2 separate regions of the Homo sapiens genome follow, and region 2 is linked to region 1. Evidence: read pairs that join two places in POLR2A ChIA-PET (ENCODE). Cell type or tissue: CD4-positive, alpha-beta T cell. All regions are shown on one strand. Links, peaks and the distances in the headings refer to the core of each region. The heading gives the core; the rest is flanking DNA.

Evidence for each region. Peaks named below come from ENCODE experiments on the same cell type or tissue, not always from the same donor. Only the 100,000 strongest peaks of a DNase experiment are listed, where the experiment ranks them.
Region 2: POLR2A ChIA-PET joins it to region 1 with 5 read pairs; 3 of 35 experiments call an interaction of 5 or more read pairs at or near these places.

Annotation. Positions count from the first base shown.
Region 1 is chr12:104,676,816-104,693,172 of GRCh38, forward strand. The region is part of intron 2 of CHST11 (carbohydrate sulfotransferase 11); the gene reads left to right. Among named protein-coding and RNA genes, the nearest start is that of MIR3922, 93 kb to the left of the region's middle. RefSeq lists a silencer at 11,128-11,323 and an enhancer at 15,202-15,281. In CD4-positive, alpha-beta T cell, for the core only: no CTCF peak of the experiment used is centred there; a DNase peak (open chromatin) is centred at 11,196; H3K27ac peaks cover 487 bases.
Region 2 is chr12:104,466,682-104,483,038 of GRCh38, forward strand. All of the region lies in intron 1 of CHST11 (carbohydrate sulfotransferase 11), which reads left to right. Among named protein-coding and RNA genes, the nearest start is that of CHST11, 18 kb to the left of the region's middle. RefSeq lists enhancers at 6,753-6,892, 6,849-7,018, 12,040-12,089, 16,251-16,357. In CD4-positive, alpha-beta T cell, for the core only: no CTCF peak of the experiment used is centred there; a DNase peak (open chromatin) is centred at 11,900; H3K4me3 peaks cover 1,170 bases; H3K27ac peaks cover 2,076 bases.

The DNA of each region.
Region 1 (16,357 bases), core at 9,088-14,087:
GGTCACATTCACAGGTTCCAGGGATTAGGATGCGGCCTTTTGGGCGTGTCATTCTGCCTAGCACAGATGGCCATTCTCATCGTGCCAGGGTGCTGGCACATTCTTGTTTCTATAGGGGCTGTGTGGTGTGGGCCCCATCCCAGCCCCTGCCCTTACTAGCCTGTGAGCCTAGGCTAAGCAGACATTTCATTTCTTCGCCCTTCTCCAACCTTCTCCCGACCCTGCCCCATTTCCTCCTTTCCTCATCTGAAGAATAGAGTTTTCAGTACCAGTTTTGCGTGACTGTTGAGAGCACAAAATGAAGTAATGTGTGGAAAGTGCCTGGTCCTAATTGGCTCTCAAAAATGGGAGCCATTATTCTCGCAATGATTACTTTTCAATTATTTTTAATGTTCCTGTAATAACAAACAGAGCCCAGTGTCTTGGCCTGGTCAGAGGGAACAAAAGTCTTAGCATGCAGGTCGAGGGGTCCCCATGGCCTCCAAAAAGCAGAAAAACAACAAAACCTGGTTCTAACTAGCTAGAACTGGACTCAGTTAGGAACAAAAGGGTTATTCAGCTGACCAGAGGATGGGCGAGGAACAGAAGGGGAAGGTGAGTGGAGATTAGCTTGTCAAACAGTATTTTCTTGTGAATGCTGCAGATCAAGGCAGTCTTTTGTGACAGCATTTATATTAAAAGAGGCCCAAGATATTTATAGCCCCTATTGGAGCCTAGAGCCTAAATAGCAACTCTGTTTGATCAGCCTTTCACAGGTCATGTGATGTTTCTCCTTCAGGGTGTCCATTTGAAAGTGGGAGAAACCACTAGGAATTTGGGGGGAATAGAGCAGAGAGAGAGAGGTAGGGAAATTTGGTCCATTTGCAGATTCACGGAAGTTCAAATGTGGCGCATAGCTGCGCACAGCTTCCCCTCCTCCTTGGGTACCATGTTGCCAAGACGGGCGGTTAGAGATTCAATGGCAGAGGGCTAGATGATTCTGTTTCCAAGGGGCCCTGCTTGCCTTCCAGCCCCACCTCATATCACCCTGTCCCTCAGTTGCTGTTCCAGCCTCTTGGCCCACATTCCTCAAACATGTCAAACAGGTTCCACCAAAGGACTTGCATATTTGCTGTTCCCACTCCTGGAACATACTTCCCTGAGATCTTTCTGTGGTTGGTGCCTTCTCATCAAGTCTCAGATGAAATATCACCTCCTTTGAGAGGCCTTCTCCAACCTTCCAGGCACTGCTTCTTGCATTGCCTTGTTTTATTGTCTTCATAGCACTTGTCACCATCAGAAGTGATCTTGCTCATTAATTTGTCTGGTGTCTCTCTCATCACCTCTAGAATTTAACCTTACATTTAACTTTTATTGCTGGATATCTCTATTGGCCTATCTTAGGGCCCAATGGAGAAAGAAAAATGTTCTAATAACATATTGTAAAGGTTTGCCTAGAAAGGTATATCCTTCCCCAACATTTCCATTCACTGAAAGAAAACACCTTATTTGTCTGGTGTCTCTCTCACCACCTCTGGAATGGAACTTCTAGGGGAACAGGGACATTGGCTCTTATTGACTGCCATAACCCCAGAGTGAGACATTGCCTAACAAATGAAGGGCATTTATGAAAATACTTGCTAACATGCTGCGCTTATTATGGGCCACATCCTGTTCTAAATGTTTTGCATGATTTAATTCATTTAGTCTTCTCAACTAATCCATTTTACAGATGAGGAAATGGAGGCATAGTTTAATAAATGAAAAACATCAAATGAATTAGACTATTCAGGTATACTGGAGGTATTACTGAATTGATTCAGCAATTGTATCAGTTATCCGTTGCTACAGTAATTCTGCATAACAAAACACCCTATTTCTTCATGCTTGTTAAGGCTGCCAAGGAATGAAAGGACAAGGTTTTTATTTTTCTTCACGGTGGGGGAGATAAAAACCACATTTTATATTTTCAGAGAGTGACAATGAGCATTAATTGAGCATCTACTGTGCGTCAGGCTCTCGGTTACGTTTGGAATTAAATACTCAAAACAGTCCTCAGGAGTGTGGCATTGACCCCATTTCATTCAGTTTGTGAAACAGACTGAGAGGTAAAGTCACGTACTCTAGCTCACACAGTCTTAGGGTTATTTTAATTTCTCCCGCTCTAGCTCACACAGTCTCGCCGCTATTTTTATCTCTCCTGAGATTCTCCAGACAAAACCAGCTCGTAAGAGGGCACCCATGATGTCGTTGGTACTCAGTAGACATTAGCTGAATGAAGGAGGAGGAAAGGCCACCAACCGACCTGTGAGGGTGGATGTTCCTATCTTCGTAGTACTCAGATGAGGAAACTGGAATTTAGAGAGATTCAGTCCAAGGTCACCTGGCTAGTAAATGATCAAGTCAAGATTCCAACCCAGAAAGTTCCATTTCCAGAAGCCAGTGCTATCTGAGGGAAGTAGAATTTAGCAGTGAGGACTTCAGGACCCCAAATGCCTTCTCCACAGTTTACAGCCCCCACCGGCCAGGAGAGAGGCGAAGGGAGACCGAGGGCATATACGTTTGTCTGTAAACCCGTTGGGAGGGTACCCACCGAGGCCTGGAACCAATTCAGGCCCCGGAGCCTCCGCGTCCTGCTCCATATCCCCCTGAGCCGCAGTCTCCCTTGAGCAGAACTCTGGAGTCAGATCTTCTTCTTTGACCTCCGCCCCGTGTGTGGTTTGAGAAGGAAGAGTTGGGAATGGAGAGAGCCCTCATGCGAAGTCATTTGCTGATGAGACCCCAGCAGCTGGTGAGGGGGGCCAGGCCTGTGTGGATTTTGAGTGGGATTTGTGGCCTGAACATACTGGGGCCGCCGAGCCCCAGCTGCAGGGACAGCCAGCACTATCACCTGCCCTGCAGAGAGCAGGCATCTTTCTTTCCCTTTTGGAAACTGCCATGTGTAATTCATGGTAGAGCACAGAGAAAGACGCAATGGAGCCCCGCCCCATGGAAAATCCTAATTAGCTCCCCACAGGGCTGCCAGAATCATGGCAGGCTCCTCACAGCATCTCTGACTCTTGTCAAAGGGTGGCGGCCCTGACTGTCCAGAGGAAGAGGCCTCCCCACAACAAAACCCCTCTGGTTTGTTTTTGTTGTTGGTTTGTTTTTTTACTGCCCCAGGAATCAGGGTTATCTGCTGGACCACCTTATAATTTGCAAAGCCCCACCAACTGGTCTGCTTTCTTTAGAGTGACTTGAACCTCTGAGCATTCATCGACTCACCAAGCATCAACTGGACTCCTGCTGTGTGCAGGGGTTTTGGGCTAGGCCCCAGGGATACAGCAGTGCATAAGGCTGTGTAATCCTTGTTCTCAAGGGGCATACTTTCTGGTTGAGAGGACGCAGGTGATAGCAAATAGATATATAAGAAGATACAAGGTAGTAATAGCATGAGTGAGCCAGTGGGTGTTGCTCTTAAGCCACGCTCTTGCCTCTCAACACTGGAGTGACATGCAAATGCCATGGGGACATCTCAGGGACATACTGAGGCAGAGAGAAGAGCAAGTGCAAGGGCACCACAGCAGATGCAAGCCTGGTGGCTGGAAGAAGCAAACACAAAGGCTGTGCAAGGAAACCCTGATGAATGTGGGGATGGGGACGGACATGTGGCCAGGCAGGCACACAGGGGCCAATCTGCGGGGCCTGGTCAGACCACAGAAGTAAGGATGTTCTGCTAGGAAGCACCATTGCTTTTGCCTACTGGGCAGAAGTGCAGAAGTGTGGAGCCTCCCACTGGTGTCCTGTCATTCGAGGGTTTATTTCTGCTTATTGGGTCAGTGATTCAGCTCCTGCACCTGCTCCATGTGGGAAGGAAATGCTGTGCACTCAGTAAAGTCAGTTCCTCTCAATCCCTCCTCCTCTGGTATGTGCCCACCCAAACCACGTTTGAAATCATCAGGTCACCCTGACTTTTAACTTATACCACACTCCCCCGGGTTCTCACGTGCAAGCAAAGCTTGACTAGCTGGGCCCACATCTTTGAGTGCCCCGCCCCCCTGTTCCTGCTGTGAGTGAAGGGTTCAGGTGAAGAAGGCATAGATGTTAGGGGCAGACAGATCTTAGGTTTGAATCTCAGTCTTGCCACTTAATGGCTGTGTGGTCTTGGACAAGTCTCTTAAAGTCTCTGGACCTCAATAACACTGGGGATAATAATATCTACTTCAAAGGGTTGTTGTGAGGATGAATTGAGATAATAAATGAAGACATCTAGTGCAAGGCAAGTGCTTGATCAGTTTAAAGGTTCTCTCTTCTTGCAGTCTCTTACCAGCCTGTTGTGGAGTACCTGGAAGGAAAGGTACAACACTTCTCTAGTAACACATCACTGGGTGGCAGTGAGTACAGCTGGGCTGTCTAATGACTTTGTAATGAGTAACTTCATGCATTACCATCTAAATGATAGGATACATAGAAATAGATCATCAATAAAAAGGAATGCAGTACTGATACATGCTACATGGATGAACCTCAAAAACATTATGCTAAGTGAAAGAAATTACTCACAAAAGACCGCATATGATATGATTCTATTAATGTGAAAGTTCCAGAATGGATAAATCTATAGAGACAGAAACTAGATTAGTGGTTGCATAGGGCTTAGAAAGGGCATAGACAGAATCTTTTGGGGGTGATAAATATATTCTAAAATTAGGTTACAGCGATGATTGCACAACTCTGTAAATACATGAAAAACCACTAAATCGTGCATTTTAAATGGATGAATTTTATGGTACATAAATTATATCTCAAGCTGCTTTTTAAAAAAGAGATATAGTTTCATTACTTTCAGAAATAATACAAAGTTTAAAATGACATGCTAAGCCTGGGCAACATGGCAAAACCCCTTCTCTACAGAAAAAAATAAAATTAGCCAGGTGTGGTAGCATGCACCCGTAGTCCCAGTTGCTACTTGGGAGACAATTGAAGTCTGTTTTTCAGTCTGATAGGTCTAGAAACACTCATATACCTCTTTTTTCTTTTTGTCTGTTTTGCTTTTTTTTTTTTTTTTTTTTTTTGAGATGGAGTCTCGCTCTGTCGCCCAGGCTGGAGTGCAGTGGTGCGATCTCGGCTCCCTGCGAGCTCTGCCTCCCAGGTTCACGCCATTCTCCTGCCTCAGCCTCCCGAGTAGATGGGACTACAGGCACCCGCCACCACACCCGGCTAATTTTTTTTTGTATCTTTAGTAGAGACGGGGTTTCACCGTTTTAGCCAAGATGGTCTCGATCTCCTGACCTCGTGTTCCACCTGCCTCGGCCTCCCAAAGTGCTGGGATTACAGGCGTGAGCCACCGCGCCTGGCCTGTTTTGGTTTTTTAAAAAAGACACTGGCATAATATTTTGACAAATGCCGAAATAATATAATGTGGGATTGGGCTCTACTGGAAGTATATATGTTGTACAGCACTGGGAACAGCAAATTCCATCAGGGAGGGACAAAGTGAGGGAACAAGAGTATCAGGAAAGTTTTCTAAAGGAGGTTGCATCTGAGCATGCCGTTGAGGAATAAAAGTGTTCATCTGTCTGGCCAACCGCCACAAACTGAGTAGAGGCAGCAGCACACAAAAGAAAAGATCAGTAATATTCTATAAGCTTTGACCTGCCTGAAGAAACAGCAGCAGCATTTGTTATGGTTGTATTTTAGTTGTGTCCTTGGTGACAAGCAAACCCTCCCTGGCCATCGGACACAAGTGGATCATTGATATCAGTTGACTCCTGGTTACCCCAGTTTTGGTAACACCTGTAATGTCTTGGCCTGGATCTTGGTAGTGAAAGATTTCATCTCTCTGGTGTTTATGGTCTTGTTTTTCACCAAACTGACATTGGGAGAATCTGAGACAGACTAGAGATAGCAATGGTATCCTCCATATGGCATTAGGATTTCACCTGTATGATGTGTTTCTCCTGTGAAGCCACCTCATTGGGAAATAAATTCTGCCCCATGGCAACCGATGTTCAATCCCAGTGACAGCAGCATAGCCCGGCAGAAAGCACTGAGAATCAGGTTCCAGATTTCAACACTGCTCCTGGCCTTAATGAGCCAGCTACCGTAACCGTAGCCACCGATCACCAAGTACCAACCCTGTGTCCAGCCCCACCTGACTCTCTGTCCTTCTTCTCCAGACTTGTCTAATAGGGGTAAACTGTACTTATCTTCACGGGAGTGTTATGCATTCAAAGACAAAAGTGAAGCCACTTTAAAAGATGTACAAACCTCAAAAGGGAAACTAACCTTTGCAGGAAGGAAGAAAGTGTTGAAATGGCAAAAGGGGGCGGGGTCTTGAGCAGGAGGTGGAATGGAGTATGATTGGGCAGGGGGAGAATGTCACCAATGAGCAGGGTTTGACACTTTCAGGCCCAGTATCCACCTGCTCAGTGCGAGACAACCCAGCAGTCAGACAAAACTAAGGCAGAGGCTTCAGCAAAGCTGGACACATGCTAGCTCCCCACCCCAAAACAGAGAGAGAGGGAAAGAGAAATCATTTATATTTATAAAAATCATCAATGTAGTCATCATAGGACCAGTAAGAAATGAGGCCGGGCTTATACTTACTTTATGGTTTCACCTTATTTTCACTTCGAATCACATTTTGGAGGTGGCCCTATGGTTTTGTTAGGGTTTCAGACCTCTAAAGGTCTAAATCCAGCTGTGGCTACACTGAACAATTTTCCTGTAGTGGTTGGGAGCAACTTTGTGGGGTTGAAATATGGTATTCAGAAATATGGATAGATTTTCCCAGGAAATAGTAAGATATGAGATTCCCCTTTCAGCCACCCCAGAACTGATCACTCTCATGGGGCAGATCTTTGATTTGCCGACACCAGATTACCCACCTGCAAAGGAAAATTTTTAAAAATCATGCTTTGAACATTTTTCTTTGACATTTGAATTGTATCAATTGTTACATCCCTTGGGCGCATTGCCGGGCAGTGAGTAGATGCCAAGAACATCTACCAGGATGAATGAAGGAATCTGTCGGTGAATAAATGAATGTGGGAGTGAATGCATGCATTCACATCTATGGGAAAATTCACTATGATTAGATTCACCTCTGAACTCAGTTCCATCATGCTAGCATCTGTTAGCCAAGTAACCTAAGCTAGAGAGGCCTGGAGTCCTACCAATTCAGTGGATTAGAAGGGCAGAGAGGTGAAAGAATGTTCCCTTAATGCTTAGCACTTGACTGTAAGTGCACACTGCTGGCAGAATAGTCAGCAGTGGAAATGAGGGAGGAGCGAGGAGATGCGGCAGAACTAGCAGCGGGGCAGAGCTCCAGATCCCCAAGATGGTGGCATTATTTATGAGAAAGGACTCCTCTTGCAAAACTGTGCGTAGACGCATGGGTGTGGCTCTTCCCCCAAAGGACTGGCTTTCCTTTCCTTCCTTCTTGAAGGATTACAGAATAAATAGGAATTGGTACAAAATGTGGATGGATGGATGGATGGATGGATGGATGGATGGATGGATGGATGGATAGATGGGTGAGTGAGTGGATGGATAGATGGACAGATAGGTGGATGGATGAGAGGACATCTACACAGGGTGGTGAAAAGAGCATTGGCCTTGAATGGCAGAGCTACTCAGCTTCTTTGAGCCCAACTCTATCATCTGTAAAAAGGGGATGGTACACCCTGCCCCTCCATGGCTCCAAAGGCTATTAGAAAGCTCAAACTGAAAGCCAAGACACCTTTGTTTTGTTTGATATGGTTTGGTTTGGTTTGGTTTGGTTTTGTTAGAGACGGAGTCTCACTCTGTTACCCAGGCTGGAGTGCAGTAGCGCGATCTCAGCTGACTGCAACCTCTGCCTCCCAGGTTCAAGTGATTCTCCTGCCTCAGCTTCACAAGTAGCTGGGATTACAGGCATGCACTACCATGCCTGGCTAATTTTTTGTATTTTTAGTAGAGACAGGGTTTCACCATGTTGACCAGTCTAGTCTCGAACTCCTGACCTCAAGTGGTCTGCCCGCCTCGGCCTCCCAAAGTGCTGGGATTACAGGCATGAGCCACCACCACACCCAGCCCCAAAACACCTTTGTTCAGTCAAGGTGCTCTGCAGCTATAAGGAATTATTTTCTATGCAACCTCTTCCCTCCAAAGACTGCCTCTAATCCCCCATGCTGCAAATATATTATGATTAAAGTGCAAGAGTAAGTCAAAATCTTAGTAAACTCTATGATCACTTTGGCATTCCTCCAACAAACTCTGCATGGATTTTGTTCCTCCTCTCAGCTCCCAAGCAATTTTTCTTACATTGGAGGTTGCCAAGATTTTATGGCTATTTGGTTATCTTATCCATCCAGATGGTTAGCATTAATTTATGCTGAAGTAAATCTGCAAAACCTCATCTGTCTCATTGCTCCAGAAGCATTAGGTGTAAGGCCTAAAAAAATCTTAATATATAGCCTCCTGAGAGGGCTGAGGTGCGATGTTACTGCATGCTTTTTATTCAATTTGGCTTGAAATTCTGCTCTTCTATCCCTTGATATTTATATATAAGCAAATTAGGTTGTTTGGTATAAGAAACCTAAACTTATTTTATGACTTTTAATGCAGATGCTCATCTCAAGTTACACAGGTGCTTTTTATTGAGAAAAGTTATACCATGATTTATACCAATGATAAATTTTGAACACCTTTTCTCCATTTTTGAATATTCATCATTAAGACATAATGTATGGGTTGGCGACCAGGGATTCAAATACTCATTAAATGTGTGACCTCAGGCAAGTCTCTCAGCCTAGTTGAGCTCCATTTCCATCACCTAGATGAACACTTGCCTGTAGGACTACTGTGAGGATTATATGTTTAATGTATGTGGGGTGCTTGGCACATAATAGCACTTAATAAATGCTATTAGGGACTATTCTTGTTATGGTTGAGCCGGTGAAGAATTTTGTGTGAGAGATTGTGTCTGGACTTTCATTTGGAGCAAGTTAGGTCAAAATAACAGCTCCTGGCACTGCTGGTGCTGAACATGTGTTCTCTGCCTATTCCCTTGCTGAGACATGAATTATTAATATTTTATGCCATTTATTCCTGTGCTATTTGGGGACTTCTCTGGCAGACTCTGGTGTTTTCTGATGGTTCCAGAAATTCGTGCAAAACATTTCTATAGGCTGGGCACAGTGGCTTACACCAATAATCACAACACTTTAGGAGTTCAAAGTGGGAGGACCACTTGAGGCCAGGAGTTTGAGACCAGCCTAGGCAGCCTTAGTGAGACCCTCATCTCTACGAAAACATTTTTAAAAAATTAGCTGGGCATGGTGGTGCATACCCGTAGTCCTAGCTACTCAGAAGCCTGAGGCAGGAGAATCGCTGGAGCCCGAGTTTGGAGGCTATAGTGAACTATGGTCCCACCACTGCACTTCAACGTGATCACAAAGGGAGAACTCACCTCTTAAAAAAAAAAAAAAAAAGACAACATAGTGATTCATAGGGTTGACCTGACTTTTCCTAGGAGTCTAATGGACAGCTGCTTAGCCGCTGATCCAGCGCTTGGCTGACTGATTCCAGGTGCCAGAATGTGGGACAGCTGTGCTCTGAGAGAGAGTCCTCTGCTCACTCAGGTGCAGAAGACAGTAAAGACTAGAAAGTTGGTTGATGATTGCTGGAATAAAGGATGAGAAACTTGAATCTGGTACTAGGCCCACACAAATTCAGTTACTATGTGTCACTTCCTGTTGGCTATTTATTTAAAATTGTAGGACTTCTGGACAAGATTTGCAACTGTGGCTGCTACTGTATCAAAAGTTACAAAGTAACTGCTAAGTAGAGCCTTTAGTTTGTTGTTGTTCTGGTTTATTTTATTTATTTGTTTTGTTTGTTTGGTTGGAGACGGAGTTTCATTCTTGTTGCCCAGGCTGGAGTGCAGTGGCGCGATCTCAGCTCACCGTAACCTCCGCCTCCCAGGCTCAAGCAATTCTCCTGCCTCAGCCTCCCAAGTAGCTGGGACTACAGGCACCCGCCACCACGCCTGGCTAATTTTTTTGTATTTAGCAGAAGCAGGGTTTCACCACGTTGGTCAGGCTGGTCTCAAACTCCTGACCTCAGGTGATCCACCCACCTCAGCCTCCCAAAGTGCTGGGATTACAGGTGTGAGCCACCACACCTGGCCATTCTTGTTTCTTTTTGTTTTGTTTTAAAATTGTATATTTTGGATCAGTTTGCATCTCTCTCTCTCTACAGGGATTGGTTTGAGCATTGTGCAGGTCCCAACTGCCAAGGCTCATGGTCCTTCTGTATAGATGCCACAAACCTACAGTTAACACAGCAACCTTTCTGGCCTTGCCAAGTGCTAAGAGTGGTTGCAATAGGGCCTAGGATTCAGAAGTTGCACTGGGCAGTCAGCAGGGCCCATGCCCCTCACCAGCTCTTCTGGAACTATTTTGTTTTTTTAGCATCCAAGTGCTTTACACCTTGTTCTCATTTGGGTGGTCAAGCCAAGGGTTGTTGACTGAATTCGTAAAAGCACCTTACACATCAGAGGCACTAAGTAAATGTGTATAAATCCTGGACAATACAGCAATAGTGATGGTTAATAACAATGGTTCTCATTTATTGAGCACTTACTATGTACCACACACCATGTGAAGCGCTTTACCTGAGTTATCTCATCTCACCGTCCAACCACTGCATTAAGTAGATGCTGCAGTAGCCCTTATTTTACAGATGAAGAAAGAGGCCAAAGAGCTTAAGAATTTGCCCATAGTCATAGCTGGGAAGCCAGAGGCAAGGATTTGATTCCAGGGTAGTCTTTAGACAAAGACCTGGGCAGTGAGGAGGTACTTCCCAAAGACCTGGGCAGTGAGGAGGTTCTGGGAAGTGAGGAGGTACTACGAGTTGAAATGAGAAGATAGATGTCAAGGCCAGTTTAGCTCAAGATTCTTTTTTAAAGAAATGGCCTTTCCTGCCTAGAATGATCCTGTTTCAAACAGCGGCCCCCGCCCCCCCCAAAATTTTTTTTTCCCTTTGCAGCTTTGGATTTTAGTAACACCAACAATATTTCCTGGAGAAATACTCCAGATGCAGTTTTCTGGTACAAGGGAAGCTGTTTTCATACCGTACCAGCATTTCACAGTTTAATGCCGTTGGGTGAGGGTGGCGGTTGTTATTCTGTGTTTCCTGCTCTCAGCCAGTGTGTGGTTCACACTTGAATTTGGCAACAGTGTGGTTGTGTTTTCTGTGCATCACTTCCCTGCATGGCATCAGATGGGCCTTCTGATTCTTAGAAAACGCAAAGATGTGGTCATTTGTGTGGCTGGAAATTGGCATCCCTGTGTGCGCGTTAAGAACGCCAGGCTGTTGCAGCAGAGGAAAACAATAGGGACCATTTTAAAATGAGATACAAGTGTTCAGGTGACTGTTGCTGTGGGATTTTAACTCTGGATGAATAGCTTGCTGTTAGGGTGGGTACTGACAGATTCCTGGAGCTCTTGTTCTGATCCTTGATCACAAATGCTTTCCGTCTAGATTGACAAGTTGAACCTTCACAGCAACCCTGTCTGGTGGGCGCCACTCCACCCATTTTATAGATGGGAAGACCGAGGCAAGGAGAAGTAACTCACCACTAGTCCCTGAGCCAGTAGGTGGTAAAATGAGATGTGGCCCCAGATAGCAAGGCTCAAGAGCCCCTGAGCCTACTGAACTATAGGGCTAGATTGACGTATTGGGAAGTCTTCTGAATAAATTGCTTCTTCCTCTCACTTGTTTTGCTAGAAACATAAATTAATGTTAAAACATCAACCTGAAACGTGTATTTAAAAACCTGTAAGATATTCTCAAGATAATCTTCAGAAATATGTGAAAAATAAAATGTTAAGGATCCTTAAGGATGTTCACACAGGTATTATTTCTAATAACAAAAAATTGGAACTAGACAGTAACCAAAATAGGGGTGTGGTTAAGTATATTCTGTCACAGCCATATAAGGAAAATGTATAGAGCCCTTAAGATGATGTTGTAGCATAAAGTTTATGGACATGGGAAGATGTCAGTTACAAGCCATTGCTACTGGGCATGGTGATGAGCCTGCAGGCCCAGCTCCTCAGGAGGTTGAGGCAGGAGGATGGCTTGAGCCCAGGAGTTCGAGACCAGCCTGGGCAAGAAGGGGCAAGAAGGAGCAAGAGGAGGAGGTGAAGGAGACAAGCTATTGTTAAATAAAAATAGTAGACTTTTTAATATAAGTATTATATGATACAATTCTTTCTATATACACACATTCGTGAAAGAACATTTCTAGGACAAATGTCAAAATATTAACAGTATTTCCTTTAGGTGTTATGGTCTATTGTGATGTTCTTCATTCTTTTGTGACTTTCTCATTTTCCTTCCAAGCTGCCTGCAATGAGTAAGGATTAGGAAAAGAAATTTTTAAGACCAAAATAAACCTTGGCCTCAGCCAGAATCCCTTCCTACCCAACCTGAAACCTCAGGGCCATAAATCGCCTGCTGCCTCCTCAGGTGGACATGCTTGCTTCCAATCGAAATACAGTGGAAGCTTTTTCCATGGCCAAGGATAGGCCCAATGGCTGTTCTATCCCATAGCAGGCAGACGCCTGAGACCCTCGTTTGTGTGTTATGCTCTGTTGAAGATGGGGCAGAACATACTTCCCAGCAGCTGTGAGGCTGAGACGAGGTGAGCAAGTCCTTTTGAATTCTCTTTCATGCATTCATTCAGCAACCTTGTATCATGCACTTACTATAATTACGTGATTAATCATTGCAACTACATTTATGTGATTCTTCTCCTTGCCAGGCACTGTGGTAGATGCTGCCTTATACCAGTGCCCAAGGCGGCTAGCATACCTGCCTGAAGTTAGAGACGGGGTTGGGGAGACAGCTGTCCTTTAACAATGGAGAGATTTGGACTGTCCTGGGAGAGACAGAGCCCTATGAAGACCATCATGGGAACATAGAGCCTAACACAGGCACTGTCTGCTTAACTAGACAGACAAGCCCAGTTCCCTCTCTCCTTCCCCCTCCCAATACTGTCCCCAGCTCTGCCCCTGGATGCTCTTCCCCATTCCCCTCTGCTGTGGTCTCTCCCCCGTCTCTTCCCTTTCCTCTTTCACAAAATGTCTGTGCATTTTTTTTTTACTTAAAACCACTACGCAAAAATCATAATTTAAGTCAAAACTGGGTCGATTCAACCCAGAGGGGATTTTGCATGACATTCTCAAGAATATTTTCAATTTGTCTAATATCAATTGTCTCCCCATTCAGGTGGGCTCACACTCTTGTGACGAAGGTGAAGATTTAAAAATAATTTATTCCCATGTAGCCACAGGAAATCAATTGAGCAGAGAAAGGATTGAGCAGAGCAAGCGAGATTTAGTTTTCATTAAAATAACACAGTACCTATAAATAAGGTGAGAATCCAGTTAATAGCTTTCTATTAAAGTGGAGTTGACGGAAAGAATTGCATTGGAAGGATTTTGTTTTGGGACTCCGTGAGGATTTAAACATTCCCTTCCTGTCTCTGGGTCTCTGTGCATTCTGAAGTTTGAATCATTTCATTTGTATTTCTCTTTTCAATTTGCTAAAAACTATTCTTAAAGTTGCATCCATTTGTCGCTTCTTGTTGGGTAGGAATAAAAGTCGATTTCTGATCCCCTCTTATATGAAAAATGGATGCATTAGGTCCAACATCTGAGGTCTTCCTCTGGCCAGTCATAAAACAATGACAAACAGGCTGCTTGAAAAGAGATACGAGACTGGGCGCGTTGGCTCATGCCTGTAATCCCAGCACTTTGGGAGGCCGAGGAGGGTGGATCACTTGAGCCCAAGAGTTCTAGACCGGCCTGGGCAACATGGTGAAACCCCATCTCTACATAAATAAATACAAAAATTAGCTGGGCATGGGGGCATACGCCTGTGGTCCCAGCTACTGGGAAGGCTGAGGTGGGAGGATCATCCAAGCTGGGAGGTTGAGGATGCAGTGAGCCAGGATTGCACCACTGCACTCCAGCCTGGGCAACAGAGTGAGACCCTGTCTCCAAAAATAAAAATAAAATAAAAGAGATATGAGCAAGAGAATAAAAACAGAGTGATCGGGGAATGTCAGACCAAAACAGGATTTTCACAAGTGCAGCTTACTCACTGTAGTTACTGCATATCAGAATCATCTTTGGCCAGCATCAAAGACTGGTCTTTTCTTGCCTGAAAGAATCCATTATTGGCTATGTTGAAAAAATTAGGTCATGTATAGACTCTTACCATCTTCTTTCCTCCCAACTCTCACCAGGTCTGGGGTCAAAGATGTGGGTTCTAGCCGCAGTCCTGTCCTCGAAGAACAGATGGCCTTAGACAGGTCTCCAGGTCCTCAGTTTCTCTACTAAGAAAATGTGCCAGTGCCCAATAAGGCACGGGAAGGGTTGGTTGGTTCAGCCCGTTCTGAACTGCCTTTCAGCTCTGGATGGGCTGTGAGGATGTGATGTTCTGTGTCCTGTTGTCTTTCACCAGGGAAGGGTGCCTAGAGAGGGCGTCAGGTGGGTGCTAAAGTGAGAGTTAGACTTCCAGTTCATCCACTGTTAGATGAGCACAAGCCAGCATTCCCCAAAGCATGCTACCCACACCAACCATTTTTCTCTTAATGGTGATGTGTCTATTTTAAAGAATACTGGGGGCGGGGGGGAAACCAGGCACATTAGAGGCACAATTTTTTTTTTTTTTTTTGAGATGGAGTCTCACTCTGTCGCTAGGCTGGAGTGCAGTGGTGTGATCTCGGCTCACTGCAACCTCCAACTCCCTGGTTCAAGCGATTCTCCTGCCTCAGCCTCCCAAGTAGCTGGGATTACAGGCATGCGCCACAGTGCCCAGCTAATTTTTTTTTATTCTTCATACAGTTGGGGTTTCACCATGTTGGCCAGGATGGTCTCGATCATCTGACCTCATGATCCGCCCGCCTCAGCCTCCTAAAGTGCTGGGATTATGGGCGTGAGCCACCGCCCCCAGCCTAGAGGCACAATTTAACACAGGTATTGTCACCTAAGGGCAGGACAAGGGACACCAGGCTTTGGCAACCAGCCTCATGCAGACCAGACGAATTCCGAGTGTGTGGCTTGGTACTTGGATGTGTGACAATGTGGTGAGTGACTGCTGTTTAGGAAGTCACTGCCTCAGGAAACCCTTTCTCTGCTAAGCTGCAGATTCTCTGCAGAGCAGTGCCACACTACAGACCAGACCTCAGCGTGTCTCCTTGTTTTGACTTTATCATCACTTTTAAATACATACAATTGAGAGCAAGATGATGAAGTCATTCAAGGATTGCATTTCTTCCTGAGTGGAGGACCTGGTTCTAGGCACAGCAACTTCCCCCAAAGCAGCTCCTGTTCACCGTCTCTGCAGTTTCACCCACAGAGCGAACCTCGGTCCGCAGTCCTCAGAGCGTGCAGCCCACGAGCACAGCTGCTCCGACGCATGCAGTGCTCCCTGGCCAGCTCATCCTCACTCTGAAGTCGGGCATTGTCCATCCAGACAATGTGTTTGACTGCCTACCACCTTCAAGACATTGCATTAGGAACCAGGGATTTGGCGTGACCGGCAAAAATAGCTAACACTTTCATAGCATTTGCAATTTGCCGAGTGATGTTTTCAGTGTTTTGCATATATTAACCCACTGAAGCCTTACAAACCTCTGAGGGAAACTGTTGTTATTTTACAGAGGAGAGAATTGAGACACAGAGGTTAAATAACTTACTGTATTAGCCTGCTCTGACAGGCATAATGAAACATCACAGACTGGGTGACTTAAACCAGGGGTCCCTAATGCCCCTGGCCACAGACCCGTACCAGTCCCTGGCCTTTTAGGAACCAGGCCCCACAGCAAGAGGTGAGTGGCAGGCGAGCAAGCATTACTGCCTGAGCTCCACCTCCTGTCATATCAGTGGCCTCATAAGATTCTCACAGGAGCACAAACCCTATTGTGAATTGCATATGCAAGGATCTAGGTTGCATGCTCCTTATGAGAATCTAATGCCTGATGATCTGAGGTGGAACAGTTTCATCCTGAAACCATCCAACCCCGCCCCTCCCACCCCCATCCATTAAAAAAAAAAAACAAAAAAAAAACTGTCTTCCATGAAACCAGTCCCTGGTACCAGAAAGGCTGGGACTGCTGACTTAAACCACAGAAATTTATTGTCTTACTGTCCTGGAGGCTGGAAGTCCAAGATCAAGGTGGCTGCAGGTTGGTTTCTCCTGAGGCTTCTCTCCTTGGCTTGCAGATGACTGTCTTGCTGCATCCTCACTTGGTTTTTCCTCCATACACACACATATCTTATGTCTCAATTTCCTCTTCTTATAAGGACATCAATCAGATTGGATCAGGCCCCGCCCCCCA
Region 2 (16,357 bases), core at 9,355-14,354, 210 kb before region 1:
AACGATGAGCAAATAATCACAATACTCACCACACCCTATTGGTAAAACATATTTGAGCAGCCATCCCTCAATATATTTTGTTTATAAATAATTTCTGCATATTACTACCATTATCTACATATCTAGGATAGGATCCTTTCTGACTAGTGACTGCAAACCCCTATGTCGTTATCTGTTGGATAATTCCGTTGGCTGACTCTTTATCAATTCTGATTCTTTCATCCTTTTGACCTTGTAATGTTGTCCACAAAGATACAATGGAGAGCTAGTACTCAAGAGGGAGGAATGCCATTTTCTTGTGTGCCTGGATTGTGACAATTATCTTCAAGTTGTGGTTTCTTGGCTGGGATCTCTTTAGGCCTCAGTTCTATTTTGTGAGGAATAGGATAGTTAAAAGTAGATAATATAATCTGTAAATTTACTTATGATTCAGTTGTAAATGGTTATTCATTGAAATATGCTGAGAATGGTGGAATTATTGAGGTGGTCACTCCAGTTCATTTTGTGGTTGAGGATACCTGCCTGAGTTTCATAACTGACATGTAATTTGATATGACAGGTTAGATGGAGTTGTTTGTGGCCATTTGTATTCTTGATATAGTTAAAATTTTTTTAGGTTAACTGAAAATGGAAGGTCTGGTGTCTAGATGAACAAAAAATGGGAAGTCTGATGTTTCCTTCCCGGACCCCTTTTGTGGCACAGTGTCCACTAGGATTTTGGAACTCCAGGACTAGACCTGCCTTGAATGTCATTGGTTATTGTCAAACCTGCCATTGTCAACTCTGGGTAAAAGTACAGTGTTAACCTGGTGCCAGTTCTAGCGGTGGTGGAGGCTTAGTTTGGCTTTAGATAAGCTGTATGGGGAGGGCTGATATTTCCAGCATCACCAGGACTTGGGTTCTGTCTCATGTAGATATGGATAGAGACAAAGAAACCTGGTAATGGAAGTGTTTCAGTCCTTATCATTCTCTGGCTTGAATCGTTATCTTAAATGCCTTGGGAGAAGAAACTCACAAAGGCAACTCAAGTGAAAGAAGCTGGTGGCTGGGTTTCTGTTAGAAACTGTTAACTTCGAAGAATCTCAGAAGAGGGAAACCACAGAGGCCCCTCTAAGGTAGTGTTGTAACAGGACACTTAACATTTCTTAACGGTTGTCATATTTTACCTTTAATATCATTGCATAAGGTCACTCATTATAGTGAAAAGAGCACAGAATTTGGAGTCTGGACACCAGCTTTTAGGATTTGGCTGTTCCCTATATCCATTTGACATCATTCAAGATATTTTTGTTAAATGCTTACTAAGAGTTAAGCTCTGTTCTAGGTGTAGAATCAAACAGGTGAAAATCCATGTCCTCATGGAACATACATCATAGTGGGGGAGACACAATAACAAATGGATATTAAATTATAGAGTATGTTGGAAGGTGACAAATGCTACGGGAGGCGGGGAAGCAAGGAAGGGGGATGTGAAGTGGCAGTGGTGGGGGGATTGAAATTTTAAATAGGATTGTCAGGGAAGTTCTCTCTGCAAAGGTCGCTTTAAAGATTGAAGGAGATGAGGGTAGATGGGAGATGAACCAATGAAATAGTAAAGATATTTATTGGATATTATTTACCGAAGGCCAACTTGGGTCAGGCATTGAATATAGATTACTCCCCCATGGGACTCGTATAATGTATACGCTATAATTACCACCATTTTACAAGGGGGGAAACTGAAGCATAGAGCATTATCACTTGTCTAAGGTCCCCAGGAGAGGAATGGATGGAATAAAAACCAAACCCGGCTGTATGACTTCATATCCGCTGCTCTGAACATCTGGGAGGGCTCTCATTTGGGCATTACTCTTCCCATCCACCCTAAAGATTGGCGAGAATGATTGCAGTTTAGTGATAGACATTCTGCGAAGGGTGGGACCTTTCTGCCCATCAAAGAATCATTCTGCCCAAATGCCACCAATGCCCCTCCTTGAGAAACAGCTCAAAACTCTATGTGTAAACAGCATCTGGCGTAGTACTTGGCTGCATCCCATGACTTGGGCAAGTGCCTGGCAAGTGTAGGGGCTTAATAATTGATTGAATGAGTGACTGAGTGAAAGTCGCAGACAAGAGATTTGGTCCCCTCATTTGCCAAGTGAAGGTAGTAATGTTACCTCTTTTATGGGTGGCGGTGGTAAAGATTAAATGAGAAGTTAGATGTGAAAATGCATTGGGAATGGATGTAAACCTATGTAACAAAACTGCATGTCCTGCACATGTATCCTGGAACTTAAAATTAAATAAAATTAAATTTTAAGAAAAGAAAAAATGAATGTAAAAGCAGTATAAACATGTTGTTGTTATGATAAATTACCTGTGTGGTTCCTCGTTCAAGGATGTGAATCTCCATGTCAACAAGATGCTGTTCTATTTAATTCTGTTTGAAACCTGAGCAAGTTTTTATCCTTTTAACATGTGCGTCCTACACTGTAAGATTTACTGAAAGGATCTGACTTCTATAAGTGTGAGGCTCCTGTGAATATCTTCTCTCTGTATGTGCTCACCCTCTGTCTGCCGTACTAACAGGCATACCCGCTGCCAAGGCCAAAACTGTGTAGCAATTTGCAAAGCAGAGTTTATATTTGGTCAGAAATCAGCCTTGTGTTTTTTTGCTGAATGCAGTGACCGCAGCATTTCCTCCCAATTATGCACTTAATTACTCCTCAGGTTCCCATTAGCTTTAACTAGTGACACTTGGGAAATAACAGGCACTGGTCAATGCCATTTCTGAAGCTGAACTCCGAGGAGGATGAAAAGCAGTCATTTCAGAAAAATAACAGTGGTAGCATGGCAGCCTGTATGTGAGCAGTTGTTGGGTGGGTTAGCATGGCTCATTGCACAGGACAGCATCAATTGGCCCTATGTCTCCACATTGGGCTTGTTCTGTGCTGAGGAGGACTTTAAGGGCTCTTCCTGTATAGGGGTCAGTCCTTCCCACTGCTTAACTGCAGGTGTCATGGAGCTTGCTCTGTGGCTGGCATTTGTAGCTGGGGCACAGACCCATTTCCTCCCTTCTTCACCAGACCAGGTGCTGAAATTTAGTTCAAAGACTCCATAACCCTGATCTGGGCTAGGCCCGGCATTCTTCAACCTGAGGCCAGGCTCACATTTGAAATAGTCCCTGTTAGGCTGCAGAGTTATCATAGAGGAAGGGGAGCATATTTGTCAGGGCTCACATTTCTTTACAAGTTGAAAAAGTTTCTATCTTTTTAAGCACCCAGACCTCTTTCCATTCCACCTAATCATTGATTTAGACTATTTGTTTGCAACTGGTTTGGGACCTCCTTCTTCCCCCATAGGGGACAGGTGGCAATGTCTGGAGACATTTTGGGTTGTCATTAACTGGGGAAGGTGTGCTACTGGCATTTAGTGAGTGGAGGCCAGGGATGCTGTTAAACATCCTACAATGGATAGGATAGACTTCCCCACAACAAAGAATAGGCCAGCTCAAAATATCAATAGTCGGGAAACCCTGTATTAGTCTGTTCTTATGCTGCTGTGAAGAAATACCTCAGACTGGGTAATTTATAAAGGAAAGAGGTTTAATTGACTCACAGTTCTGCATGGCTGGGGAGGCCTCAGGAAACTTAAAATCATGGCAGAAGGCACCTCTTCACAGGGCAGCAGGAGAGAGAATGTGTGCAAGCAGGGGAAATACCAGACACTGATAAAGCCATCAGATCTCATGAGACTCACTCACTATCATGAGAACAGCATGGGGGAAACCACCCCCATGATCCAACTAACTCCACTTGGTCCTGCCCTTGACACATGGGGATTATTGCAATTCAAGGTGAGATTTGGATGGGGACACAGTCAAACCATATCAAACCCTTATTTGATTCAACATTTTTCTGATGCTTTATGAAAAAAACCAGTAACAACAATGACCACTTACCAAATACTTGCTCTGTATCAAACAGTATGTCAGCTGCTGTATTTGGATTATCCATCCTATTTAATCCCCACCACAACCTTGTGAGATGCACATTTACCAATCCCATTATACAGGTGAGGAAACTGAGGCTTAGAGAGGTGAAGGAGCCTGCCTAATCGGAAAGCTGGAACAGGATCCTGGCTCAGGTCTAACTGACAGCAAACACTGTACTCTTCACCTCACTAGTATGCCCATCTCCATGTTCTTGGTTTCAGATAATTAGGTCAAGAAGTAATTATTTCATAAAGGCCTTAAGCTCAGCTGTAAACTCTGTAAGTGGGACATTCAATGATAGCCCCTTCTCTTCTTACCCTACACGCTATCCCTGGTGAGCTCATCCTCTCTTGGGGCCTGGGGTATCATCTGTGTTTAGATGACGCTCATGTCTTTCTTCAACTTGGATGTGACCTTGGGTCGAAGTCTAGTTCATGTATTACCTCTTGTGTTACCATCCATCCCCTCTTGGTCAGAATGAGGGGATAGATGTCCTTCCTGTCATCCCTGTGGTACTTTGTGTGTGTACATCTCTAATATTACTCATTCTGATACATTGACTCCTTCAGGGAAGGGGCCATGTCTTGTTTAGCACAATATCCCAACATCTCCAATAGAGCCTGGTACATAATGGTCACTCAGTAACTATTTGCTAAAAGAAGGAATACACTGATGGTAATTGGTCACTAAGAAGAAAATCCCCCTTTTTGGGATAGCGGGTATGGAATTTTCAATGCTGATTTGATTTTCATTTTGATTCTATGGTGAGCTGTCACTTAAGAGAGCCAAGAACAACCCCTTTTATACCATGGCTAAATGTGAACAGCCAAAAAGTGAACAACTGTCAAAGTTGTAGGAATTGCATCACTGTAACCACAAAGGTAATTAAATGTGTCCCAGAAAGGGATCTGCTAATTTGGTTTGCAACGGGAGGGTCTGAGACAAGACTTCTGTAGAGCAACACTGTCCAGTGGAAATACACTGCTGCTGCACACAGAACTAAATCTTCCGGTAGCCATTTTTACATTGAAAAAAGTGAAAAGAAACAGGTGAGATTAATACCTGAAATATTGCAACAGGTACTCAATATTAAAACTCACTGCAATATTTTACATATTTTTGGTACTAAGTCTCCAGAAATCCAATGTGTATTTTTACAGGACATCTAAATTCAGGCTAGCTGCATTTCAAATGCTTACTAGCCATACGTGACTAGGGCTACTGTAATGTATAGTGTAGCTCTAAAGTGTTAGAGAACCTTTTCTACATTGAACTAGGGCTTTTTTTGGTCTCCCCTCACCCTAATTTAAAAAAAAAATTTATGGTGACAGAATCTTGCTCTGTCACCCAGGCTGGAATGCAGTGGCATGATCATAGTTCACTGCAACTTTGACCTCCTGGGCTCAAGGAATTCTCCTCAGCCTCCCAAGTAGCTGGGACTACAGGTGTGCACCATCACACTTAGCTAATTTTTGATTTTTTTTTTCTTTTTTTTTTTTTTGTAGAGACAGGGTCTAGTTATGTTGCCCAGGCTGGTCTCAAATGCCTGGGCTCAAGGGATCTTGCCTCAGCCTCCTGAAGTACTGGGAGTACAGGCGTGAGCCATTGCGCCCGCCCCTTCCATTTTCTTAAGGGGATGTTGTCTTTCCTGGGTTTTAGCTATACCCTTTGGGAATAATATTGATTATCTTAAGGCTCAACATGTTAAATACAAGATATTGGCTGCAAAGTTTTATACACACACACACACACACACACCCCTCTAAAGTCATTTCAGGCCTCTAAGGTATCTTCAGAGTCTTCTAGTTAATCAGTCGCTATCTGAAGCTTGATTGTGCTATTGAGATCTTGACACAGTCTGCCATGTAGCAAGAGCAACTGTTACTAGCTCCATTCTACAGATGAGGCAATGGAGACTCAGAAGGATTTAGGGAATTGCTTAAATTTTGTTTCAAATGGTTCTAATACCAACGTTTAGCTGCAAAGTCTGGCCCAAGGAACATTCATTCTATTAGGGTGGATGTAAACACACATACTTCACTGTCTTATGGGGCCAGATGCGATTGCTGTTACAAAGAGAGACAAACTGTGAAGGAAAGGGAGAGGAGGGTGATTGATTTTGGTGGTGGTGGTGATGGTGGTGGTTGTGGTGGTGGTGGTGGAAGGAAACCTTCCAGGGAAAGTTGAGGTTGGCACCGGGCTCTGAAGGATGAGTAGAAATTTGCTGGCGGAATCTGGGAAGGGAGAGGAAAGACATTCCAGGTGAGGACGCCTGCCAGAGCAGGGAGTGGGGCAGTGAGGAGAGTGATGTCTGGGAATACGGGAGCCCAGGGGTGGAGAGGTGAACCTGGATGGCTCTGAATGCTCTAAAGTTTGAGTTTTATTCTTGGTACCAGGGAGCCACAGAAGGTTTAGTGTCTCCTGTTTTTCAGATGATGAAATTTAAGCTGAATTTAAACTCTCTTGTTTCATTAGAAAGGCAGTAGTTTCAAACTCACTTTCTCAAAATGAACTCGGGGCCATTTGGAAATCGTTTCTATTATCATCATTTAATGGGAGGTAAGATTATTCATGAACGACTAAAGTGCAAAGTAAGAAAGAGCTTAAAGGCACTCTGTAGTGGGATTTGAAACTCCTCTGTTTTGCATTGCTCGGGCCAAAATTATAGGCCATGGAGGTTAAATTTCAGTCTCTCAGTTGCTAATGGTGCCCTAGCTTCACCCTCAGAGGGCTCTGGAAGCAGTGGCAGGAGAAAGGGAAAGTGTGTAAATAGTCGCAGGGAAGAGAGTTTCTTGCTTCAGTGGGAGCTCATGGGTGTATCCGGGTCAGGCTGCAGCTGTTGGGCTGCCCTAGAGATGAGCAGTGAAGGATGGAGAACAAAGTCTGCTGCTTCCTCCTGGAAGCGAGACCCAAGTTCACTGTGTGTGGGGTCTGAGTGCATTGTACCCCTGAAAGATGCCGCCCTGTGTCCTCTTTAAATCAAAAGACTGCCTCTTTTTTTAGGCTCCCCTTCCTGGGCTGTGGGAGAGGGCATGGGGCTATTGTAGAGCTCATACACAATGTAAAAAGGCATCTCTCTGTGGCTTTCACAGTCACTTCTGGGGGCCATTGTGCTTGGTACAAAGCTGAGGGCTGCCTGTATTTTCTCTGCTAGACTGTAGCACTTGACGCCTGTCGATGAATAATTGAGAGCTGGTTTTCTCATAGGGGCATCTCACCACCTTTGATCCCCTTTATTTTCCGTTAAAACATCACCATCATCACCACCACCACCACCACCACCACCGCGACCACTACAACCACGACAGGGAGAACTCTTCCAAAGGCTTAATTGAAAAAGAAACTAATATAATGTAATCACAGATATGCAGCGTGTTTTAAAGGGGGCATGTGGACAGGCAAGCTAAAAGGGTTTCTGGATTTACACTTGCAAACTTATAAAGATTTAGGGATTAGAGATTGGAAGGTCTAATTGAGGTAGTACTTATTATTGGAAGCCTATGCAAAGGTATTGGAATGGGGATTATTTTGCAATTGGAAGAATTAGTGAAATCCTTTAAGAGCGAAGGTTTCATTATATATAGGGTTTTCTGTATAATTTTGCTATTCAAAAATGGAAGTGCAGGTTTGAGATCAGAAACTGAACAGGCAATCTTTTAGTTAATTGTAATAAAACAGCTTTCTTTGGGAGAGTGTGAGCCATCATCCGAACGACAATTATGTGCTTAAAAATATTAACTCGGAATAGTGGCCTTGCTCACTTTAGGATAATCCATTGCATTCAGGAGGGGAGCAGCTCAGGGCTCTTTCTTGGGACTCTGCAGAGAATTCTTTCAAGGCTTATGCTGACTTTGTTTCCTGTGCCTGTAAAAGCAAAATGAGATTTTTAAAAATAAATCCAGGGCTGATAGTAAGTGCCTTCCTGCAAATGAGATTTGAGGGATGTGCAGGATGTTGTCATTGGAAAGTCACAGCAACATTCCTTTTTTATTTTCATGGGAAATAAACAAGGAATGGATTAGGAACACAGAGGTCATTGCTGAGTGTTCGATCTGTTATAAAACTCCAACAAAGTAGAAAGGGCATTGGGTGGGCATTGGGTGGGGCATCAGGGATCTTGGGTTCTTGTCCCAGTTCTTCTGCCCCCTTTGGGGACCCCACATGTGTTACTAACAATGTAGATGTTGGCAGTTTTCAAACTACTCCTCTAAGCCGAAGCATGGGGGAAGGTCCTTGGACGGCGGTAGGGGGTCCCAGTAAACCCCACCCCCATCAGAGTGGCTCCTTGCTTATCTGTTTCATATTTTTGGGTTCTGAGTAAAATTTTGTTAGAATTAAGTATTTCAGGGCTAAAACCAACAATTTTGCAGTTGACTACTTAGACTATTTAGACTATTTCTAAGGTCTCTTCCCAACTCAGATCTGATGCTATTAGCAGTTCTCAAAATCAATACACATTTACATGAGGGTTAAATCATAATTAAAATGAATAATTACTGTTCATGCAGTATGAACTGTCTGACATCTCTCCACCCCTCCATCCAGCACTCAAACATTTATTGACCAAATATTTATCTGAGCAAAGAGACAAATCTAAATAAGACTTAGTTCCTGCCTACAAATAACTTGCAATTTAGCAAGTGGTGACAGACCCATAATTGTTAGCTGTAATGCTTTATAATAATGGCTGTGGGTGGCTAGGAAAAAAAAAAGAGTAATTAGTTTAGGGGAGGTCAGGGAACTTGACAGAGGAAGGAACATTTGAGCTGGGCTCTGGTCATTTGTTCAGTTATTTAACAAGCATTTGTTGAATGGCTACTGTTTGTGCCAGGACTGTTCCTGTGCTAGGGAAACAGCAGGGGACAAAACAGACAATGATCCCTATCTTAATAGAGCTCACGTTCTTGGCATAAAATTTATCAAGGGGCAAGGTTGGTGGCCCCACTGGCTCCTTCACCATCATCTCCCTCCCCTGCCCTATGATGCCTCAGAGTAAAGCAGCATTATATATATATATATATATATATATATATATATTTCTGATTATGAAATTAATTCAAGTGTATTATAGAGAATTTTGAAAAAAGGAACTTACTTCCAAAAAAAGTTACCCCAATCCCTGCCATATATATGCATATATATATGTATTTATATGTATATATCCATGGAAAAATAGACCAGAAGGTCAAGAGATTTTTCCTGGGTGGCAGGGATTAGGGATGAATTTTTTTGAAAGTAGGTCCCATATATATATATATGACTTTTTTTTAGAAGCGGGTCCCTTATATTATATATATTTACAAAGATATATTTTAAAAAGTTATCCCTCATATATTATTATAAATGTATACATTTATAAATAAATATATTATAATATATACATATATGTAATACTTGTAATATATAATTACATATATGTAGTTATATATGTATAAATTATAATTATATATAAATATAAATAATAATATATAATATAATATATTATATATTATAATAAATATATAAATAAATAGAATTATAATTATAAAAATTATAATAAACACATGCAAAAACAATATTACATATATGTTATATGTAATAGCATATGTTACACATATATGTAATATATGTAATATGTACACATGTAGTATATACACATATGTGAATAATATATACATATGTTATACACACATATAATATATACACATATATGTAAGATATGTAATATATGTGTGTATATATATTTACAAAGATGAAATCGTCAGGCTTACAGTGTATTTTGCTTTTTCCATGTAGCACCGAATCATGGGCATTTTCTCATGTCATTCAGTTTTCTCTGACAACACTGTAATATTCCATCAGATGGATGTATTTTCATTTTGCCATTCTCCTTTGTTGAATATTTTTGAGAAAGATTTTCCCTTTTAAAAAAATGCCGTTTTTTTTGTAAACTAAACTTTTGTCTGAGTTTCTTAATGTCCCTTTCAGATAAAATTTCAGAGGGGCAATTCAGAGGTTATAAACCTTTGAAGGCTCTTGATAAGTGTAACCAAATTATTTTCTAGAAGATTGTATCTATTGATGCTCCAACCAGCAGTGTGTGAATATGTCCATCTTACTATATCCCAGCTCCTTTGATTAAGCTGTCATCCAGATTCCTGATGGAGCCTTCCTCTATCTCAACATTCATGCTTGCATTGAGTTTTTGGTCCATACTAGATTATAGGCTTCTGGAGGCCACAAACTGTGTCCCCAGTCCCTGGCGTATGACAGACTTGTAATAAAATAAATGTTTGTTGCATACATGCTTGCATGTCTGAATGAATGAGCCAAGGAAGGTAAGGAGAGGTTTCACTTGATCTGGGAAGAGAACAGAACTTTCTTCAGATGTCACAAAGTATCTTATTAATGGGCTTCCAGGGATAGGGGGATTCATGAATGGACAAGTAGCTTGCTGTAAAGCCACCTCCATACCCTCAGTGCCTGTCCAAGAGTCCTATAATAGATCATCCTTAGGATTCAAATTCAATGAAAAGATACATTTTCACTGCTACTCACTAGGTACCCATTACAGGTGTTAAATCATTTAGTCTTCTCCACAGCCTGGCGAGGAGAACTGGCCTCATCCTCATTTTTAGGTGGGACTCAGAGAAGTTTTGTAATTAACTTAAAGTAACCCAGCTAGTAGTTGGTGGAGCTCGGATGCCCTGGCTCATCTGACTCAAAGTGCTCTAATAAGAACTTCTCTCTGCAAAGCGTGGGCTGGCATCTGCGAGAAAAATTTCTTTTTGTGATTTAGGAGGAAAAACATATGGAGAAACCCTATTGTCTGAATGCTGCGTCTCTCCCTAATTCATGTGTTGAAACCTAATCCCCAATATGAGGCTCTTAGAAGGTGGTGGTCTTTGGGACGTGATTAGGTCATGAGGGAGCCCTCATGAATGGGATTAGTGCCCTTATAAAAGAGACCCCAGAGAGACCCTCACCTCTTGTGCCATGGGAGGACACAGTGAGAACCAGGAAGTGGGACCTTTCCAGACACCAAATCTGCCAGTGCCTCGATCTTGGACTTTCCAGCCTCCAGAACTGTTTGAGCAATAAATTTCTGTAGTTTACAAGCCACCTAGTGCAGGATATTTTGATATAGCAGTCCAAATGGACTAAGACAAGGAACGATCCTTGAGCTGAAAGGAAAATGAACAATTGCTCTGCAGTTGGAAAGACACAATGATAGCTCTAGGAGGCATTGTGCACTCAATTGTCCTCAACTGATTGGAGAAAGGAATTCAGTTATGAGGAAGTTCATTTAGTGAGAAGGTCTAAGAGCTCTTCACATGTCTCCTATGACTCTAAGAAGGGTGATGGCTGGCAGCACCCTGAGAATGAAGCCTCTCCAGGGAGCTGTGTGTTGATGGGGCTCTCAAGTTTGGGAAGCAACCCCCCTAACAGGAAGTGGGGGTGGGAGACAGGGAGAGAAAAACCAAAGCAAACCCATAACTCAAACTGTATCTTTCTTCTTGCAAAAGTGAAAGACATTGCTGATCGTTACACACACACACACAAACACACACGGCAGATGGAGCTTCCTGTGTAGTATTTCTGTTACTTATATCTCCAGAAGGAAGGCCTGGGTATATTTTAATTTTATTATTTTCTTTTCTTAAACATTAAAAAAATGATTTCCACTAGCCCATACCAGAGACCCCAAAATACACTGTAAGTAAAAATGTGATGTTTGCCACGTGAATGCAGTGCCAGCACCTCTCTTCCACCAGGTCCACGTCCCTAAGCCTTTTTATATCTGAATTCTGGAGTCTCCACTGACCCCTTCCCCATAGTCTCTTTTATGTACACCCTGACTTCCCAGCAGCAGAGTGCCGAGATGGAAGCGGATGAGGGGAAGTGAGAATAAGTCTAAAATAGCTGTCTATTAGGTTTCCTGTTAAGTAGGATGTGGTCAGTTAGCTTCGGTTATCTGTAAGTCTAGTTCAGGCTGTTCCTGTTAACAGCTGAGTATTCACGGGGCCCCAGAGCATGGAGGTGCTTGCCTGGGAAGGAAAGCAATTATCAGAAATGTTGGGGCCCAGTCACTACCTTGAGGAAAACCGGTGGGATTTAGCCTTTTGGGAAATAAAGGTGGTGTTCCCTGTGGCCATCAGCAGCAGTGGCAGGCAATTTCAAGAGCTTCAGGAGGTGACTGGAACCATCTAGTCTCTGGTCATTTGGGGGATGAGATGACATGGTTTGGTTCTTAACACATAGTGGGAGAGGCAGTGAACTGGTGCCTTCATTCTAGGGGGTTATTGAAAAGGAGGTTTTTAAAACTGGAAATGACAACATGGAAGGAGCCTTTAAACAGTGCATGTCCAAGGCATGTCCAAGGAAAAGCCGTTTTCAAAAGAGTCACCTGTCTTTACTTGGCATTTCCAAACTTGCCTCAGATATCTTTCTGAGGGACTCTTAACGTATTGGTAGAAATTGGATGCAACTCCTTCCTTTCCCAACCCAACTCAAATTGGTTTAAGCAAAAAAAAAGGGCCCCCCCTTTTTTTTGGCTCAGGGAACTGAGCCAAACTCAGTGTGGCAGAGACCAAGCACCCTAGCATGTGATTGTTCATGCTGTGTCTGTCTCCTCATGGTGGCAAGATGGCTGCCTGCGGTTCCAGCCTCCATCCTAGCCTTTCAGCAGTCCCAGTAGAAAGAGAGAGTACTTCTTTTTTCCAGCAGTTTCCACAAAAGTTCTGGAATGTAAAGTTCTTAAGGGCAGGGATTTTTATATTTTGTTTACTGTCATCCCCAGCTCCTAGAACGGTGCCTGTCCTACAGCAAGTGTTCAGTAAAAATCTGTTGAGTGAGCAAATCTCATTGGTGTGGCCGGGATCACATGCCCAGTTTGAGAGTAAGGTTGGGAGTGAGAGAAAGAAAACTGGAGATGCTCTTATCCAAGACAGGCATCAGATCTTGTTTTTCTGATGAATAACAACCAAGAGAGGCAAGAGGTAAAAAATATATAATTAGATTTTAAAAAGTCTTGCACTCTTAGGTAGTAGGTAGTATGCTAGGAAGTTTTTTGCCACTAGGAAAACCTATTTGGACTGAAAATGGCCGCATGAACTTTTGATTCTGTTTACCTCCTGTTGCTAGAAGACAAATGTGTTCCTATGGCTTGAAGAAGCCACAGGACATATTTTTCTCATGTATGCATGCCACTTGTTGAAGATGGCTCACCACCATGTCTGCCTTCCTGCCAGTGGGAAGAGGGAGAGAGGTCCAGCGGAGGGCATTCCCCTTGGATCCATCACTTTTGCTTAAATCTCACTTAGCTCCAGCCATTTATGTCTGTGGGGGAGGCTGGGAAAGGTAGTCTTCATTCCGTGTGGTCATGTGCTAAACTTGTGTTTTCTTTATTCTAAAGGAAGACAGAGAATGGATATTGGGGGTCAACCAGGAGTTCTGCTGCAAAAGGTTCTATACTTTAGTTGGTCAGTGCTCTGAGCCCCTGTTGAATTCAGGCCTATCTTTCATAAACATCTGCTTAGTCAGTGCACTGAGTTGATAGTGTCCCCGCCCCCCCCTCCAAATTCATGTTCTTCCTGGAACCTCAGAATGTGACTTGACTTGGAAATAGGGGCATTGCAAATATAGTTAGTTAAGATGAAGTCAACCAGGTGCAGTGGCTCCCACCTGTAATCCCAGCACTTTGGGAGGCTGAGGTGGGTGGATCACGAGGTCAGGAGTTTGAGACCAGCCTGGCCAAGATGGTGAAACCCCGTCTCTACTAAAAAATACAAAAAATTAGCTGGGCATGGTGGCGGGTGCCTGTAATCCCAGCTACTCAGGAGGCTGAGGCAGGAGAATTGCTTAAACCTGGGAGGCGGAGGTTGCAGTGAGCTGAGATCGTGCCACTGCACCCCAGCCTGGGCTACAGAGCAAGATTCCATCTCAAAAAAAAAAAAAAAAAAAAGATGAAGTCATATTAGAGGACAGTGTGCCCTTAATCCAATATGACTAGCGTCCTTATTATAAGAGGAGAAGAGACACAGAAACACACATAAGACCGTGTGATAATGGAGGCAGAGACTGGATTGATGCTGCCATGAGCCAAGGAATGCCAGGAGCCACCAGAAGCTGGAAGAAACAAGAAAGGATCCTTCTCTAGAGGCCTCAGAGAGGGCATGGATGGGCCTGCCAACATCTTGATTTTGGACTTGTGGTCTCCAGAACCATGAAGGAATACATTTCTATTGTATTAAGCCACCAAGTTTGTGGCACTTTGTTATAGCAGTCCTGGGAAAATACTGCAGTCTGAAGGAACACATTTCTTGCCTTGACCCAGTAGGGATTCTTTCCAGTTGGAGTCAGGGGATGTGGCTTCTTAGCTTCACCCCTGTGCCGGGATGTGACTCAGCAGAGGTCACTTAACCTCTCTGTGCCGTACTTTCCAGCTATGAAATGGGAAGAGAGCTGCCTTTCTGCTCTGCTGTAACACTGCAAAGGTACAGCCTTTCATGACTTCTCATTGCACCCAGAAGAGAAACCCAAATCCTTAGCCTGACTTCAAGGTCCCGCCTCACTGAGGCCTGCCTGGTCCCACTTCCTTGTTCCCCTGCCCAGCTGGACTTGCGCCACTCTGCCTTCTTTCAGTGCCTTATGAGCACCACACTCTTGCCACGTCACGAATTTTGCACTTGCCGTTCCCTGTGCTTGGCGTGCTTTTCCTTCAGGTCCCGTTTAATGTTGCTTCCTCGTATTGGCCTTCCCAGTTGGGTGCGCTGGAATAAGTTATCACTTAAAAAAAGTAATCTACTGTCATACTTTACAATTTTTAGAATTTGGCCCAGCTTTTTAAGCCACTGAAAGAAATGGTTTCAAAAACCAAACCTGGGTGCAGTCACCTGAGCCCACTGTTCCAGCTGGTGGCTTCCTTCTGTAGGGAGCGGTCATGGATTCTCTCACGCGTCGATGGGGGGCAACGATATCAGATATGGCAAAGATTGGCTAAGAAAGGGAAGGCATTTTTGGAGAGGGCTTTGGGGTTTCTGATACCTAAATGTCTCATCCAAGTGAACAGAGTATTTACTCGTCTATGACTTGAAAAAAGAATATCTTTTTGATGTTATTGTAAATAGGACTGTTTCCTTCCTTCTTTCCTTCCTTCCTTCCTTCCTTCCTCTCTCCCTCCCTCCGTCCCTCTTTTCCTTCCTTTCTCTTGCATTTTTTTTTTTTGGAGTTTTGTTCTTGTTGCCCAGGCTGGAGTGCAATGGTATGATCTTGGCTCACTGCAGCCTCCACCTCCCATGTTCAAGCAATTCTCCTGCCTCAGCCTCCCGAGTAGCTGGGATTACAGGAACCCGCCACAATGCCTGGCTAATTTTATTGTATATATATATATTTTTTAGTAGAGACAGGGTTTCACCATGTTGGCCAGGCTGGTTTCAAACTCCTGACCTCAAGCGATCCACCCACCTCAGCCTCCCCAGGATTGTTTTCTTGATTTTATTTTTGGATAGATTGTTGCTGATATAAAGAATGTATGGCTCTTTTTTTTTTTCCTATTCCTCACTACCTTCTGCCTTCCTTTCGCCTTCCCCCATCCCTTCTCTTTGCTGAAGACGGTGTGTCATCTGGGGTAACCCTGGGTATTTACGAGCCAGTGGAGGCTGCTCTGCCACCTGGGGCTGCTGGGCCCCAGAGCCACATCAAACAGGGAGCCCCCCCCCGCAAAAATGAAAGGAGGCCATGTCAAATGGGCAGCTGGTGTTTACTTCTTTTAAGTTTAGGCACATCCTTTACATCCACATGGCTTTATTTTTTAGGCAAGTGGGCTCACCACTTTCCTAGACCATGTGGCCACTGCCTCCCTTCCCTTTCCCCACCCTCAGTGTCATTTTGGCTTTTCCCACAGAGGAAAGGCTCACAGAACTCCAACGTGGTTCTGCTTGCTTAGATCGATGAGACAAGATTTTGGTCCTTTGAGCAAGGTAGGAGTTGTTGTAATAAGAGCTGACAATTATGGAGGACCTAGTGTGTGCCCGGAGCTTCACACACATTGCCTCAAATTCTCACAACGGCCTCATAAGGTACATGTTACCTGGACAAAGACAGCAGCTCAGAGAACTCATTCCACTTACCCAAGGTTGCAGATTTCAACTCGGTCCCAACTCACTCCAGAGTCTGTGCATCCCCCCACTTAAGACTTTAATGTCTTAAAAATGTCCCCACTTCTTCTGTCTTTTAGTGGCTTCACGTCTGAAGTCTCTGCTTACTTTTTGGAACAGATGGTGGTTCTCATAGACTTGGCCCGGAGTCAGCATGGGAGAAAGTCATCCTGTCTGAAACAGTGCTGATTCGGGTCACCACAGATTCAAGGTTTCTAACCTTGGCTCTACTTAAGAACAACTTGGA